2 separate regions of the Homo sapiens genome follow, and region 2 is linked to region 1. A link is an interaction called in ENCODE POLR2A ChIA-PET data of the cell type or tissue named here. Cell type or tissue: A673. All regions are shown on one strand. Each heading gives the region's core, and the rest is flanking DNA. Links, peaks and the distances in the headings are about the cores only.

Evidence for each region. ChIA-PET counts read pairs that join two places held together with the same protein. Peaks named below come from ENCODE experiments on the same cell type or tissue, not always from the same donor. Only the 100,000 strongest peaks of a DNase experiment are listed, where the experiment ranks them.
Region 2: POLR2A ChIA-PET joins it to region 1 with 6 read pairs; 4 of 35 experiments call an interaction of 5 or more read pairs at or near these places.

Annotation. Positions count from the first base shown.
Region 1 is chr15:56,898,245-56,906,258 of GRCh38, reverse strand. The region is part of intron 2 of TCF12-DT (TCF12 divergent transcript); the gene reads left to right. Among named protein-coding and RNA genes, the nearest start is that of LINC03065, 15 kb to the right of the region's middle. In A673, for the core only: no CTCF peak of the experiment used is centred there; a DNase peak (open chromatin) is centred at 4,128; H3K27ac peaks cover 2,282 bases.
Region 2 is chr15:56,689,814-56,697,827 of GRCh38, reverse strand. ZNF280D (zinc finger protein 280D) reads left to right here. Exons shown (of 22, transcript NM_017661.4): 7 at 4,613-4,730. Among named protein-coding and RNA genes, the nearest start is that of ZNF280D, 40 kb to the left of the region's middle. In A673, for the core only: no CTCF peak of the experiment used is centred there; no DNase peak of the experiment used is centred there.

The DNA.
Region 1 (8,014 bases), core at 1,203-6,202:
TAGGCTATGAAACCATAAAAGCATAATCTCTTTCTGAACTTACTCTTTCTTACATTTGATAGTAAAATTCAGTTTCTCTGATTTAACCAACCAGTGATTCTCTGAAACACTCTGAAATTTACCCTTTGGTTTTTCCCCTTCCTGGTTTCCTTTGCCAGCCCTTCTCTATACTCTTAGTCCAGTGCTTAATTTCCCTTTTAGCCAAATAATACAGTTTTCTTAGAAATGTAGCTTCATTGCATTCATTTGTTGAATCAAAAGTTCTCTGATTTGTTTTGCCATCCTTGCCTTAGTGTTAATCTGCCAAACAGGCATGTAAAATGTAAATAATGTTTCTTACACCTGTATTTTTTTTGTTTTTTCTTGTTTGTTTGTTTGTTTCTCTTGAGACAGAGTCTCACTCTTTTGCCCAAATTAGAGTGCAATGACACGATCTCGACTCACTGCAATCTCTGCCTCCTGAGTTCAAGCAAGTCTCCTGCCTCAGCCTCCTAAATAGCCAGGATTACAGGCATGTGCCACCACGCCCAGCTAATGTTTTTTTTTTTTTTTGATGTCTTTATTAAAGCAGAACTTTCTTTTTTTTTTTTATTATACTTTAAGTTCTAGGGTACATGTGCACAACGTGCAGGTTTGTTACATATGTATACATGTGCTATGTTGGTGTGCTGCACCCATTAACTCATCATTTACATTAGGTATATCTCCTAATGCTATCCCTCCCCACTCCCCCAGCCCCACGACAGGTCCCGGTGAGCGATGTTCACCTTCCTGTGTCCAAGTGTTCTCATTGTTCAATTCCCATCTATGAGTGAGAACATGTGGTGTTTGTTTTTTTGTCCTTGTGATAGTTTGCTGAGAATGATGGATTCCAGCTTCATCCATGTCCCTACAAAGGACATGAACTCATCATTTTTTATGGCTGCATAGTATTCCATGTTGTATATGTGCCACATTTTCTTAATGCAATCTATCATTGATGGACATTTGGGTTGGTTCCAAGTCTTTGCTATTGTGAATAGTGCCACAATAAACATACGTGTGCATATGTCTTTATAGCAGCATGATTTATAATCCTTTGGGTATATACCCAGTGGTGGGATGGCTGGGTCAAATGGTATTTCTAGTACTAGATCCTTGAGGAATCACCATGCCGTCTTCCACAATGGTTGAACTAGTTTACAGTCCCACCAACAGTGTAAAAGTGTTCCTATTTCTCCACATCCTCTCCAGCACCTGTTATTTCCTGACTTTTTAATGATTGCCATTCTAACTGGTGTGAGATGGTATCTCCTTGTGGTTTTGATTTGCATTTCTCTGATGGCCAGTCATGATGAGCATTTTTTCATGTGTCTGTTGGCTGCGTCAATGTCTTCTTTTGAGAAGTGTCTGTTCATATCCTTCGCCCACTTTTTGATGGGGTTGTTTGTTTTTTTCTTGTAAATTTGTTTGAGTTCTTTGTAGATTCTGGATATTAGCCCTTTGTCAGATGGGTAGATTGCAAAAATTTTCTCCCATTCTGTAGGTTGCCTATTCACTCTGATGGTAGTTTCTTTTGCTGTGCAGAAGCTCTTTAGTTTAATTAGATCCCATTTGTCAATTTTGGCTTTTGTTGCCATTGCTTTTGGTGTTTTAGACATGAAGTGCTTGCCCATGCCTATATCCTGAATGGTATTGCCTAGGTTTTCTTCTAGGGTTTTTATGGTTTTAGGTCTAACATTTAAGTCTTTAATTTATCTTGAATTAATTTTTGTATAAGGTGTAAGGAAGGGATCCAGTTTCAGCTTCCTACCCATGGCTAGCCAGTTTTCCCAGCACCATTTATTAAATAGTGAATCCTTTCCCCATTTCTTGTTTTTCTCAGGTTTGTCAAAGATCAGATGGTTGTAGATGTGTGGTATTATTTCTGAGGCCTCTATTCTGTTCCATTGGTCTATATCTCTGTTTTGGTACCAGTACCATGCTGTTTTGGTTACTGTAGCCTTGTAGTATAGTTTGAAGTCAGGAAGCGTGATGCCTCCAGCTTTGTTCTTTTGACTTAGGATTGTCTCAGCTATGCGGGCTCTTTTTCGGTTCCATATGAACTTTAAAGTGGTTTTTTCCAATTCTGTGAAGAAAGTCATTGGTAGCTTGATGAGGATGGCATTGAATCTATAAATTACCTTGGGCAGTGTGGCCATTTTCATGATATTGATTCTTCCTATGAACATCGATGCAAAAATCCATAATAAAATACTGGCAAACCGAATCCAGCAGCACATCAAAAAGCTTATCCACTGTAATCAAGTGGGCTTCATCCCTGGAACGCAAGGCTAGTTCAACATATGCAAATCAATAAACGTAATCCAGCATATAAACAGCACCAAAGACAAAAACCGCATGATTATCTCAACAGATGCAGCATAGGCCTTTGACAAAATTAATAGCCCTTCATGCTAAAAACTCTCAATAAATTACGTGTTGATGAGACATATCTCAAAATAATAAGAGCTATCTATGACAAACCCACACCCAATATCATACTGAATGGGCAAAAACTGGAAGCATTCCCTTTGAAAACTGGCACAAGATAGGGATGCCCTCTCTCACCACTCCTATTCAACATAGTGTTGGAAGTTTTGGCCAGGGCAATCAGGCAGGAAAAAGAAATAAAGGGTATTCAATTAGGAAAAGAGGAAGTCAAATTGTCCCTGTTTGCAGATGACATGATTGTATATTTAGAAAACCCCATCGTCTCAGCCCAAAATCTCCTTAAGCTGATAAGCAACTTCAGCAAAGTCTCAGGATACAAAATCAATGTGCAAAAATCACAAGAATTCTTATACACCAATAACAGACAGAGAGCCAAATCATGAGTGAACTCCCATTCACAACTGCTTCAAAGAGAATAAAATACCTAGGAATCCAACTTACAAGGGATGTGAAGGACCTCTTCAAGGAGAACTGCATACCACTGCTCAATGAAATAAAAGAGGACACAAACAAATGAAGAACATTCCATGCTCATGTTTTGTATTTTTTTTAGTAGAGATGGGGTTTTGCCATGTTGGCCAAGATGGTCTCAAATTCCTGACCTCAGATGATCCACCTGCCTCGGCCTCCCAAAGTGCTGGGATTACAGGTGTGAGCCACCACACCAAGCCTGCACCTGTATTTTTTAAAAATCTTGTATACATAAATAATTTTGTTTATCCTTCATAAATTAATTGTCCCTTTAGATTTAATGTTTGTTGGATTTCTGAATCCTAAAATGATGTCCCTTTATATTAAAAATGGAAAAATACAGAAATGTAAAAAACTGAAATAAAATTTCATATAGTTCCACTGCATAAAGACAACTTCTAGTAGTTGAGAAAATTTTTTTCTGGTCTTCATTATTTGTCAAGGTTAAAGAGTTGAAAATAACTGGATCTTGTGCCTCTTAAAATCTATTTTCCCTAAATAAAAAAGAAGAAAGAAATAAGAATAAGAAAGAATGTAAATTTCATTTATAATATCATCGTAAGGAGACAACCTAAAGATTTTTTGGTGTGTTTCCTCTCTTTTCTAATCTTTGTTTATGTACATGCATGTGTATACATACATAATATATATTACAAACTTAAGATTATGCTCTCAATACAAGTTTATAAACTCATTATTTTAGGAAAATTTTCAAACACATAAAAAAGTAGAAAGAACAGTATAATGAACCCCTTTGAAACTCCACCCAGCTTCAACATTTATTGAAACATTTCTACCTCCAGATTAATTTGAAACAAACATCAAATTATTTCATTCACAAATGTTTCTTCATTTACATCTAAAAGATAAGGACACTTGTAAAAAATATAATGACAATATCATTGTAACATCTCACAGTTTTCATTTAAATGTTTTAATATCGTCAAGTATTCAGTGTTCGGATTTCTCCCAATTGTCTCATGTTTATTATAGTTAATTTGTTCAAAATTGAGATCCAAATAAAGTCCACATGTTGTATTATTTGATATGTGTCTTAAGCCTCTTAATCTTTTGCTTCTCCCTCCTTCTCTTTTATTGGATTTGTTGAGGCAAAATTGAGTTGTTTGTCCTATAGGACTTTCCATAGTGTGAATTCCTTCCTTCCTTCCTTCCTTCCTTCCTTCCTCCCTCCCTCCTTCTTTATTCCTTCCTTCCTTCCTTTCTTTCTTTCTTTTTCTGTTTTTGAAACAGGGTCTTGTTCTGTCACCCTAGCTGGAGTGCAGTGGTGCAATCAGGGCTCAATGTAGCCTCGACCTCCTGGGCTCAAGCAATCCTCCCACTTCAGCCTCCCAAGTAGCTGGGACTATAGACACAAGCCACCACGCCTGGGTAATTTTTTTTTTATTTGTACAGATCAGGTCTGATTATGTTTTCCAGGCTGATCTTGAACTTCCGGGCACAAGCAATCCTCCAATCTCAGCCTCCCAAAATGCTGGGATTATAGGTGTAAGCCATCACGACTGGCCTATAGTGTAAATTTTCTAATTGTAACTCCTTTAGTGTTATTTAATATGTTTCTTTATCTTCTGTATTTTGTTATTATTTAGGTATATAGGCTTGATCAAATTCTAGTTTGATTTTTGGCAAGAATATTTGATATGTGATAATGTAGGAGACATATGTCTGCTTGTTAATCTTTTTGTAAAGTTAGTCATCATTAATGATCATTCCCTAGCTGCATTATTTCACTAGGGGTTACAATATGATGACACTCTATCATTTCTACATCAATTATTAGCTGAAATATTCTGTAAAGAGAAACCTCCTATCATCAACTATTGGGTTACCCTGAGGTACAATTTATATATGAGAAATGAACTAGATGCTTGATTCATTCTCTGTATTTACCAGTTTTTTAAATAATAAGTTGGTTTCCTTGTATCTTCCAAAGGTACCAACAGAGGTTTTTTTGTCTTAGAGTATCAATCTGAGCTGACTAAAACATATTTACCATGCATCTATCCATTACGGATGGAATTCATGCTCAAGCTCTTCCTCACCTCTTTGATCGATGGAAGCATCTTCAGGTTTATTCCTGAGTCTCTTTTGACATGACTTAGAAGTCTTTTATACTTACCTTCTGATGTGACAGGGAACCCAGCAAAAGTTTATTTTGTTTGTTTGTTTTTGAGACAGGGTCTCACTCTGTCCCCCAGGCTGGAGTGCAGTCGTGCCATCATGGCTCACTGCAGCTTCAACTTGCTAGGCTCAAGTTATCCTCCCACTTCGGCCTCCCAAAGGGCTGGGATTACAGGTGTGAGCCACCATGCCCAGCCAAAAATGTTATTTTTAATGGCTGCATCGTAAGCCTATACTATTATTTATTTAATAAGTCCACTGTTCGGGGGAAGGGGCTTTATATAATTTCTAATGGTTCTCTACTATAAATACAGTGATGCACCACATAGTGACATTTTGGTCAATGGTGGGTTGCATATATGATGGTAGTCCCATAAGATGATAATGGAGCTGACAATTTTCTATCATCTAGTGATGTAACTGTTCTAATGTCTTTGCACAATGCATTACCTTTTCTATGTTTAGATACACAAATAATTACCATTATATTCCAGCTGCATATAGTATTCAGTATAGTAACATACTATACAGGTTTATAGCCTAGGAGTAATAGGCTATAACACATACCCTAGGTGTGTAGTAGGCTATACCATCTAGGTTTGTGTAAGTGCACTCTATGATGATTGCACAGTGATAAAATCACCTAATAATGCATTTCTCAGAACTTATACTATCGTTAAGTAACACATAGCTATACTTAGCTGTTTTATAGAAATAGTGTGCGTAGGTGACTGAAAATGTACTCATAAATGTTTTCTCTATTATTATTTAATGTTTAAAGAAAGGCTAGCCGGGCGTGGTGGCTCACGCCTGTAATCCCAGCACTTGGGGAGGCCGAGGCGGGTGGATCACTTGAGGTCAGGAGTTCGAGACCACCCTGGCCAACATGGTGAAACCCCATCTCTACTAAAAACACAAAAATTAGATGGGTGTGGTGCTGCGTGCCTGTAATCCTGCTACTTGGGAGGCTTGAACCTGGGAGGCGGAGGATGCAGTGAGCTGAGATCATGCCACTGCACTCCAGCCTGGTTAACAGAGTGAGACTCTATCTCAAAAAAAAAAAAAAAAGTAAGACTAGTTAACTAGCTTGTTTGTGGTCTGGCCTATAGGCCAGGGTACATCATTCAGTCATCACAGATATCTACCTCTAGGGTGGGGCTTGCAAACAATGAATTAAAAAGTGGAAGCAAATGTGATATAAAAACTCTGGGAGAGGGGGGCAAATACATGTTTAGGTTTCCAACACCCATTAGTCCCAGAGAATATTCTGCTTCTTAGAACTGTAATCCCTCTCACAGTCCCTGGACATTTCATTGCTCACCAACAGGATAAGATAAGCCTTGGTGGGAGTATGATAGATGGAAAATTTTTATTGGTAAACTCTATTGGAGGTGGCTCACTGATAACTACACAACAGGTTATAAAAGGAAAGTCAATGTCTCTCAACTACCCAAAATTGCCTATTGGCCGGTTGGAAATAACTGGACTTGCTAAATGTTAAAATGAATTAAGCCGTCTTACAAATACATGCAATTGGCATACATTTATTTTATTTTACTTTGGAGACATTCTCACTCTGTTGTCTAGGCCGGAGTGCAGTGGCATGATCTCGGCTCACTGCAGCCTCCACCTCCTGGGCTCAAGTGATGGTCCTGCCCCAGCCCCCCAAGTAGCTGGGACTGTAGGCACACATCACCACGCCTGGCTAATTTGTTTGTATTATTTGTAGAGACAGGGTTTCACCATGTTGTCCAGGCTGGTCTCCTGAGCTTGAGCGATTGGCCCACCTCAGCCTCCCGAAGTGTTAGGATTACAGGCATGAGCCACTGCACCTGGCTACATTTTAAAGTACTAAAAGTTTTCTTTGATTTCTGAATGTGATACTTCTAATTCTGATTGACATATACAATCTGCCTCTTTCCCAGAATGTTTGAAAGCTATTTTTCTAAAATTCTTGGGCATAGGCAGCAACTCTTTTCTTTTTTTTAAGTTTAATTTTATTTTAGGTTCTGGGATACATGTACAGGACATGCATAGGCATGTTTGATACATAGGCAAACTTGTGCCATGATGGTTTTCTGCATCTATCAACCCATCACCTAGGGATTAAGCCCCACATGCATTAGCTGTTTATCCTGAGGCTCTCCCTCCCCCCGCTCCCCTACCCCCGACTGGCCCCAGTCGTGTTGTTCCCCTCCCTCTGTCCATGTGTTCTCATTATTCACCTCCCACTTATAAGTGAGAACATACTATGTTTGGTTTTCTATTCCTGCATTAGTTTGCTGAGGATAATGGCTTCCAGCTCTATCCATGTTCCTGCAAAGAACATGATCCCATTCCTTTTTGTGGCTGTATAGTATACCATGGTATATATATAGCACATTTTCTTTATCTAGTCTATCATTGATGAGCATTTGGGTCGATCCCATGTCTTTGCTATTGTGAATAGTGCTACAGTGAACATACACATGCGTGTATGTTTATAATAGAATGATTTATATTCCTTTGGGTATATACCCAGTAATGGGATTGCTGGGTCAAATGATATTTCTGGTTCTAGGTCTCTGAGGAATCACCACATTGTCTTCCACAATGGTTGAACTAATTTACATTCCTACCAACAGTGTAAAAGTGTTCCTATTTCTCCACAGCCTCACCAGCATCTGTTGTTTCTTGACTTTTTAATAATCAGCATTATAACTGGCGTGAGACAGTATTTCACTGTAGTTTTGATTTGCATTTCTCTAATGATTAGTGATGTTCAGCTTTTCTTCATATGTTACTTGGCCACATAAATATCTGCTTTTGAGAAGTGTCTATTCATGTCCTTTACCCACTTTTTAATGGGGTTGTTTGGGTTTTTTTCTTGTAAATTTAAGTTCCTTGTAAATTTTGGATATTAGACCTTTGTCAGGTGGATAGATTGCAAAAA
Region 2 (8,014 bases), core at 1,840-6,839, 210 kb after region 1:
CATTAAAATGTTATTTATGTTAATTTGTAATGAGTTTGTTATTTTAAAATGAATAAATAAATATTATAAAATATTCTCTGTTTTAATTTCTAATATGGAAAATATTGATAGATATAACCAATGTGAACAAAAAGTCTTTTTGGGTTCAACAATTTTTAAGTGCATAAGATGATTCTGAAGCCAAAGAGTTAGGGCACCACTGTCTCAGAAAAATAGTAGTACATTTTCCTAAAAATGTATATTGTTTAAATAATAAGAACAATAAGGGAGACTGCTGAGTCTCTATCTTCAATCATCTAAGGTTCTACAGGCTATTTCTAATGTTTTAAAAAATGTAACAGGTGGCTGGGCGTGGTGGCTCACGCCTGTAGTCCCAGCACTTTGGGAGGCCGAGGCGAGTGGATCACCTGAGGTCAGGAGTTTGAGACCAGCCTGGCCAACAGGGCAAAACCCTGTCTCTACTAAAAATAAAAAAGTTAGCTGGGCATGGTGGTGGGCGCCTGTAATCCCAGCTACTTGGGAGGCTGAGGCAGGAGAATCACTTGAACCTGGGAGGCGGAGGTTGCAGTGAGCTAAGATCCTGCCACTGCACTCCAGCCTGGGTGACAGAGTGAGACTCCATCTCAAAAAAAAAAAAGTAATAGGTGTTCCTGAAGGTATAGCGGGAAAGGTACCCAGAATGTAAAAATTCTTTGCTATTAGTTGGAATCAAATTAACTTAGTGGTTTCTTTTATGCTTATTATAAGCTGTTTGGCATTTGAGGGAAAAAAATAGAAAAACAAAACATTATTTAATAGTTCGTTAGGTAAAAATCTTTCCAACGTTTGACCGAGGATGGGGAAAAAAAATAAAAGCAAGAGTTTGTACGTTTGGTGTTATAAGAGTTAGGAATTAGATTCCTTTCTGACTCAGAATGTTTTGGGCATAGTTTTTAAATCAAAGCACCTCAGCTGATGGTTCCCAGTACTTGGGTTCTTTTAAAAAATGAGAGGTTTTGCCAGTTGGTCTGGGTGGAACCCAGAAATGATAGCTGCTTAAAAACTCTTCAAGTGTGATTCTACTGTGCAGTCAAAGTTAAGAATGACAGAGGAGTATTCTGGAATGAATTGAGAATCCTGTTTAAGTGACTTTTCTCTGAATTTTGGAAGTCATTTTAATAAACTATAGTAGTTTTTTATTTTATGTCATATTTTGTGTGTGTGTTTTTACTTTTTCATGGAATGTGGTATCTCAACATCGCTTTCAGGTTGGCAGGGATGGGATATATTATTATGACCCAGAAAGTCAATGTGATATAGCTTAAGTGCATGGGCTTTGTAATCAGTCAGACCTGGATTCTATTTCCAGCTCCATCAGCAACAAGTGGGGCTGTACTGGGAGCCTTACTCGACCCCACCTAACCTTAGTTTACCTATTTATAAAATGAGGAATAATATTAGGTCCTTATTAGTATTGTTGTGATAGCTGCATGATATGATACGTGTACCATGAAGAGCAAGTACGTTTAAAACAAACAATTGTGATTATTATTTCAGTTTGAAAGGTGAGTAACTTGAAACTCAGAAGTAACTTTTCCATTTTTTCACAAATATTTGGAGAAAATGTTTACTTTGAAGTAAGATTATGTTTTATTACTGTTAAATCATAGGGCATGATAAAAAGAAAATACTACATGTTGAGGCCCAAATACCTACATCTGCCTACTAGGCCTCAAATTCTAGGATTAGTTTGAGTTACATCAATAGCTTGTTTCCGTAACTTCTTAACAAACCCATGTCAATAGAAAAGTTAGTAATAAAGCAAAATTCTTAAAACTTGAATATTCCTTAATTTATAATAATAAAACTTTTATGTTTCTCTTATGAAGTAATATGTATTTGGGGACAGAGTTTAGAAAAGTGAGAAGAGTGTATCAGGACCCTATAGTATTTGCAAATACATATTTCTCTTTTTTCACTGAACATTCTACTTGGAACATTTCCTAAAAAAATGTTAATTTGGCCGGGTGCAGTGCCTCACACCTGTAATCCCAGCACTTTGGGAGGCTAAAGTGGGCAGATCACAAGGTCAAGAGATGTAGACCATCCTGGCCAACATGGTAAAACCCTGTCTCTATTAAAAATACGAAAATTAGCTGGGCATGGTGGTGTGCACCTGTAGTCCCGGCTACTCGGGAGGCTGAGGCAGGAGAATTGCTTGAACCCAGGAGGTGGAGGTTGCAGTGAGCCAAGATCACACCACTGCACTCCAGCCTGGTGACAGAGTGAGACTCCGTCTCAAAAAAAAAAAAAAAGTTAATTTTTGCACAATAGTTTTATCAGTTTAATCATTTCTCCATTGTTAGACATACAGGTTATAATTGTTTTTCTGTTATAACTAATTTTCCCTTAAACATTTTTATTTCATTACCATAAATTCTTAAAAATGGAATAATTAGATAAAAGGGGGTGAACCGGCTGGGCATAGTGGCTTACCCCTGTAATCCCAGCACTTTGGGAGGCCAAGGCAGGTGGATCACCTGAGGTCAGAAGTTCAAGACCAGCCTGACCAATCTGATGAAACCCTGTCTCTACTAAAAATATGAAAATTACCTGGGTGTGGTGGCATGAGCCTGTAGTCCCAGCTACTCAGGAGGCTGAGACAGGAGAGTCAGTTGAACCCAGGAGGCAGAGGTTGCAGTGAGCGGAGATCAGGCCATCACACTCCAGCCTGGGCAACAAAAGTGAAACTCCATTTCACACACACACACACACACACACAAAGGAAGTGAACCTTTTAAAGCCTTCAGTAGCTACTGCCAAAGCTTTTATGCAGAAAAATTATACTAAAATATAAGCTCTACTTTGCCAATAATGAATGTTATCATTGCTTTTTAACTCAAACTAATATTAGACACAGAAAAAATAGTACAAACAGTTCCCATATACCCCTTACCCAGTTTCCCTTTATTTTAACATCTTATCACAACTGGGTAATTAACATTAACCCAACTATAGACTTTACTGGAATTTCATCAGTTTTCCCATTAATGTTCTTTTTCCTGCCCAGTATCCTATTCAGGATACTTGCAGTTACTTCTTTTTAATTTCCTCGTATTTTCTAGTTATTCATTCTTTCTTTGTCTTCCATGAACTTGACACTTTTAAGAGTAGTGGCTAATTAATTTATTTTGTAGTAGATATTATGGTAACATGCCAATTCATTAGTTAAATGTTGCTGTTGTTTTTATTTGCATTTCTTTGGCTGGTAATTTGGAAAAAAGGTATTTCGTATATGTTGTTCATTAGTATTTGACTTCTGAATTCTCTCAGTTTATGTCCTTTGCCCATATTTTTCCTAAAGTGATAGCCTTTTTTCCTTTAATTTTTAATCATTGTTAATCCGCTTGTTATGTATTATGACATGTAGAATGGTCCAAAAGTCACTCTGAGAGCTTACCGTCCACAATGAGTATCTTTTAGAAGTATTAATGGTATTGGAGTATACTTGTGTGTGTGTGTGTGTGTGTGTGTGTGTGTGTGTGTGTGTGTGTATGTGTCATTATATTTAATGTATAATAATATCGGAGTGTATGTCCCTAAATTATATTGACCATATTTTTCATAATTATGTACACCATGTATGTATGCTCATATATAACTTTATACTGCTTTATACTTGAGCCCATTATCATTCATCTCATACTTTTCACTCCTCTCTTCTTAAGATCTTCCTTTTAGTTTGGACCACCCTTTCTCCTGATGGAAGGGCTAAAACTTCCTTTGAGTCCCGAGGCCTCCAGGAGCAGGACAGCTGGCCCCAATTATTCCCATAAACAACTTCTGTTCTAAACCCTGTCTGCCTGGCATTCTTATTTGTTCACTCTACTGACCGGTTTGCTTTCATATTTGCCTGATAAGACAGAAGATTCCTGGCCTAGCGTGGCTTTCTATGGGATGATGGAAAGTGTGTGGGGCCCATTTTTTCTCTTTCTGACACATAGCTTATACATTTCTCCAATAAAGATGATTTCAAAATTCACATTATGTGATATATTCATCCTTAACACTGATGCACAATACTGCAGATTGATTCCGTTTGTTTGCCCTGATATCTCAGATGTGAGGTTTTTAGAAGCATAGAAGCTTTTAATTTTTTTGGTCATGTAAATATGGTTTTTTTTTTCTCCTTGCTTTTGCCCAAAGATTTTGCTAAGTTCTATTTTTTGTCCTTTAATGGGGATACTGAATCTTTAGAAGTCATCTAAAGTGTATCAATCTTACTGATATATAAGTTGATTTATGTTTCTTTTACCTTGAAGAAGTTGAACTAAGAATATGCCCCCCATTTTAGTTTTCTAGTCAGCAGTAAACCAGCTCTAAGTAATAGCTTGCTTTCAGTTTCAGTAGATGATAATTTTGGCAAAGTAGCAATTATCTTTGTGTTTTTAACTTATTAATAATTGAGTTATCAAAGGGTTTCCTTAGAATATTGGGCATACAATTTACTTTTATAAATGTCTATGAAATAAAATTCTTATATAATTATATAAAATTACATAATATATAATTATATTGAAATAATTATAACTGTTGAATAAATGTATTATTTTTCCTTTGAACTATTTAACAGGGTTATATAACAAACTCATCACGAGTTGTGTCTAATAAGTCATCAGAGTTACTGTTTGACTTGACCCAGGATACAGGATTATCACATTACCAAGGGGGACCAACACTTTCTATGGCAGGTTGGTTTTAGTATTTTTTTCATAAAGGTTATAGAAAGAAACTTGATGAATATGCATATGAGATTGACTTTCTGTTTTGAAGTCCCTACCCTTGTGTGAAGTTTTTCATATATTGTAAGGTGGAACGTCACTAGTACTTGAATACCTTATGTGGGTAATTTTCTGTAAAATCCTATTTAATGACAGAATATTTTATTTCTTCCTATTAAGTAAGCTAACCAACTTTGAACTAATTCTCACTTGGAGCTAACCATAGCTGAGAAATATTAAAATAATTTCTGTGAGTTAGAGAACTTCTCAGGTAGCCTGAATACTCTGTTTAAAAAAGTATTAATTAGTTTCTATGGACACTAGTGTGAAAAATATATGGCTATAGTTGATTTCTTAATTAGTTTAATGTCTTTCTATTCTAATTGTTTCAGCGTGATAGTTCAATATGATTATAAAGTGCTATTATAAACTCCCAACAATAAATAAATAGTGATTTGTACATAGTAAGTACTCATGAAATGTACATTGAAGGATTAGTGAACTTTCCCTGTTGAGGAACATTTAAAGTTCTTTGATTGTATACTGTAACAAAGTTCTTCATTAATCTAAAATAAATTAGTGTACTATAAAATAATTTTATCTAATTGAAAATTCCCTGTAATCAAGGCAGTTACTCTTTGTATCTTAGCAATTTGTATCTATTCAAATATTTGACTAAACAGACGTATACATGATTTTTTGGAATTTTTAGATTTACTAGCAAATCAGTGCGGAGAATTTACCAAACCCTCTCCCAGTTTTTTTTTAATAGTAATACTTTTATTATAAACTTAAACTGTTTTTCCAATTTTTTAATACTTGATTTGATATTCACCTCTCTGGGTGTCACTTACGTATTTAGTAACAATCTGGTTTGTGAAATAGGTAAGAACCAAAAGAAACAGGGAGAAAAAAATAGTTGTCTTAAGTCTGGTTTCATAAAGCATGTAGATTTATTCATAGAAAAAGTCTAAATTCTTGAAACTTCTTGGGAATAAAGAGAAATAATGACTCCTATTCTTTCTGTATAAGTGTTCTACTTCAGTGAGTGGGACTTTAGCCTGAGCAGTAAGTGGGATGATTTGATCCTCTATTCTTAAGATTTTTGTAGTCTCTATTAAGTTACCTAACCACTTTGGTTTTCTCATATTGTTAAAAGGGAGATTTTAATTTTTTTTGTAGAATGCATTCATTCTTCACATCTGGAACCATTCATTTGGACATGTAACTTTAATTCTTGCTCTACTTAGGGATTTTTTATGTCCAAATCCAAGTGAAATGTGAGAATACATTATAAGCTTTAAAAGACTTGACAATACAGTTATTCTGAATGATAATTATGAATGATATGTGCCACATGTTCAGTAACATGATTAACACACTACCATCTAGGGAGATTATGGGGGTTTGGAGAAAACTGGATTTGAGCTAAATCTTGAATGAGAATAGGATTTTTACCAGCAGAGAGAGAGCTGTTGAGGGTAGGGAGCAACACAAGCCAAACACAGCAGAGAAATAAGTTAAAGCATCAAAATTTAAAACAAATACAGAGTGATTTTATTTAATCTTGAGATTTCTTGTTTTAAAAATTCTTAAAGCAGTCTGTTTCTACTGTCCAGCCTCCTATATAATCAGATGCTTAATTCAGAATTCCAGCATTCATTGGTTTTTCAGGTAACTTAAACATCTCACAAGAATGTGAATGTGATTATACAGAATTTTTCCAATGTACCTACAGTATATCTATCAGTAATCGAGTATTTTGAAGATGGAAAAAAATCATTTTTATGTTATCTGAAAAGGATGAAAGAGAGAAGCCAAGTAGTATAATACTCTTATTTTGCTGTAATGTTTGCCCTTATTAAAAAGCTGACAGGTTAATCTATTATTATATTTTTCCCCTCTGAGGTAAGTTAAATATAAAATATTTTGTTAGTAATGATAATATCTGTAATTTATTACTGAGTGCTTTCTGTGTACCAAATGTTTTGTTGGGTGCCTTAAGTACATTATCTTATTTGGTCCTTAAAGCAGCTCTGTAAACTTGTAACTTATTTTATAAAAAAGCAAACTGAGGCTTAGAGAAATTAAGCTAACATAACTAGACTAGAGAGTGACAAGTTAACATAACTAGAGAGTGACAAGTTAACTAGTTAACATAACTAGAGAGTAACATTAACATAACTAGAGAGTGACAAGGTGTGGATTTGAACTTATCTGACTTTAAAACCTGGAATACTTCTAATATAGTTACCGTACCATTTCTACTTTTAATGTACAATTGTGAGGATTAAAATATGATGTACAGATTTAGAATCTCTTTTACAAAGTACAGTTGTATGTTATTTTCAAAAAAAAACTTTTCCGAGCCTTTTTATAGCCTGGATATCCTCATTTCTCTTGAGAATGCATTAAATAAAACTAAAATCCTTCAGCCTTAACAAAATGGTTTTCAAATGGGAAAGTATTTTTAGGAATGAAATCCTTATATAAAAATTTTATGCAAAATTTAAATAAAAGAAAAAAGAGTTCCTCTGTTAAACATGCTCAATATATTCTCTAAAACAAACCCATTAATTTCTGGGGAACATAGTGTGAAAATCATTATACTTACTACTTCCATTATGTGTGAAAATCATTATACTCACTACTTCCATTATGTGTCCTTTGTTTTTTTATTTTTTTTGAGACAGAGTCTTGCTCTGTTGCCCAGGCTGGAGTGCAGTGGCGCGATCTCGGCTCACTGCAAGCACCGCCTCCCAGGTTCATGCCATTCTCCTGCCTCAGCCTCCCGAGTAGCTGGGACTACAGGTGCCCGTCACCACGCCAGGCTAATTTTTTGTATTTTTAGTAGAGATGGGGTTTCACCATGTTTGCCAGGCTGGTCTCTATCTCCTGACCTCGTGATCTGTCTGCCTCAGCCTCCCAAAGTGCTGGGATTACAGGCGTGAGCCACCGTGCCTGGCCTATGTGTCCTTTCATATAAATGAATGAAGTGTTATCATTCAAGATTAGTTATTTCCACTTTCTGCGTAGCGATGAATGGGTAATACCACTCAAAGCCATGAGTAGACCGCTCTTACCTACTCTTCAGTTTGTTAGGTAGGAAAGAACTAAATTTCCATTAGACATTTTAAGTTGTTAAATTGAAAAAAGCATCTTAAGAGTATCTCTAAATTTTTGAAACAGGTAATTGTTGTTTTTTTACAAACTCTAGTGTACTCAATGCACTTAAGCATCTAAAGATAATTCAT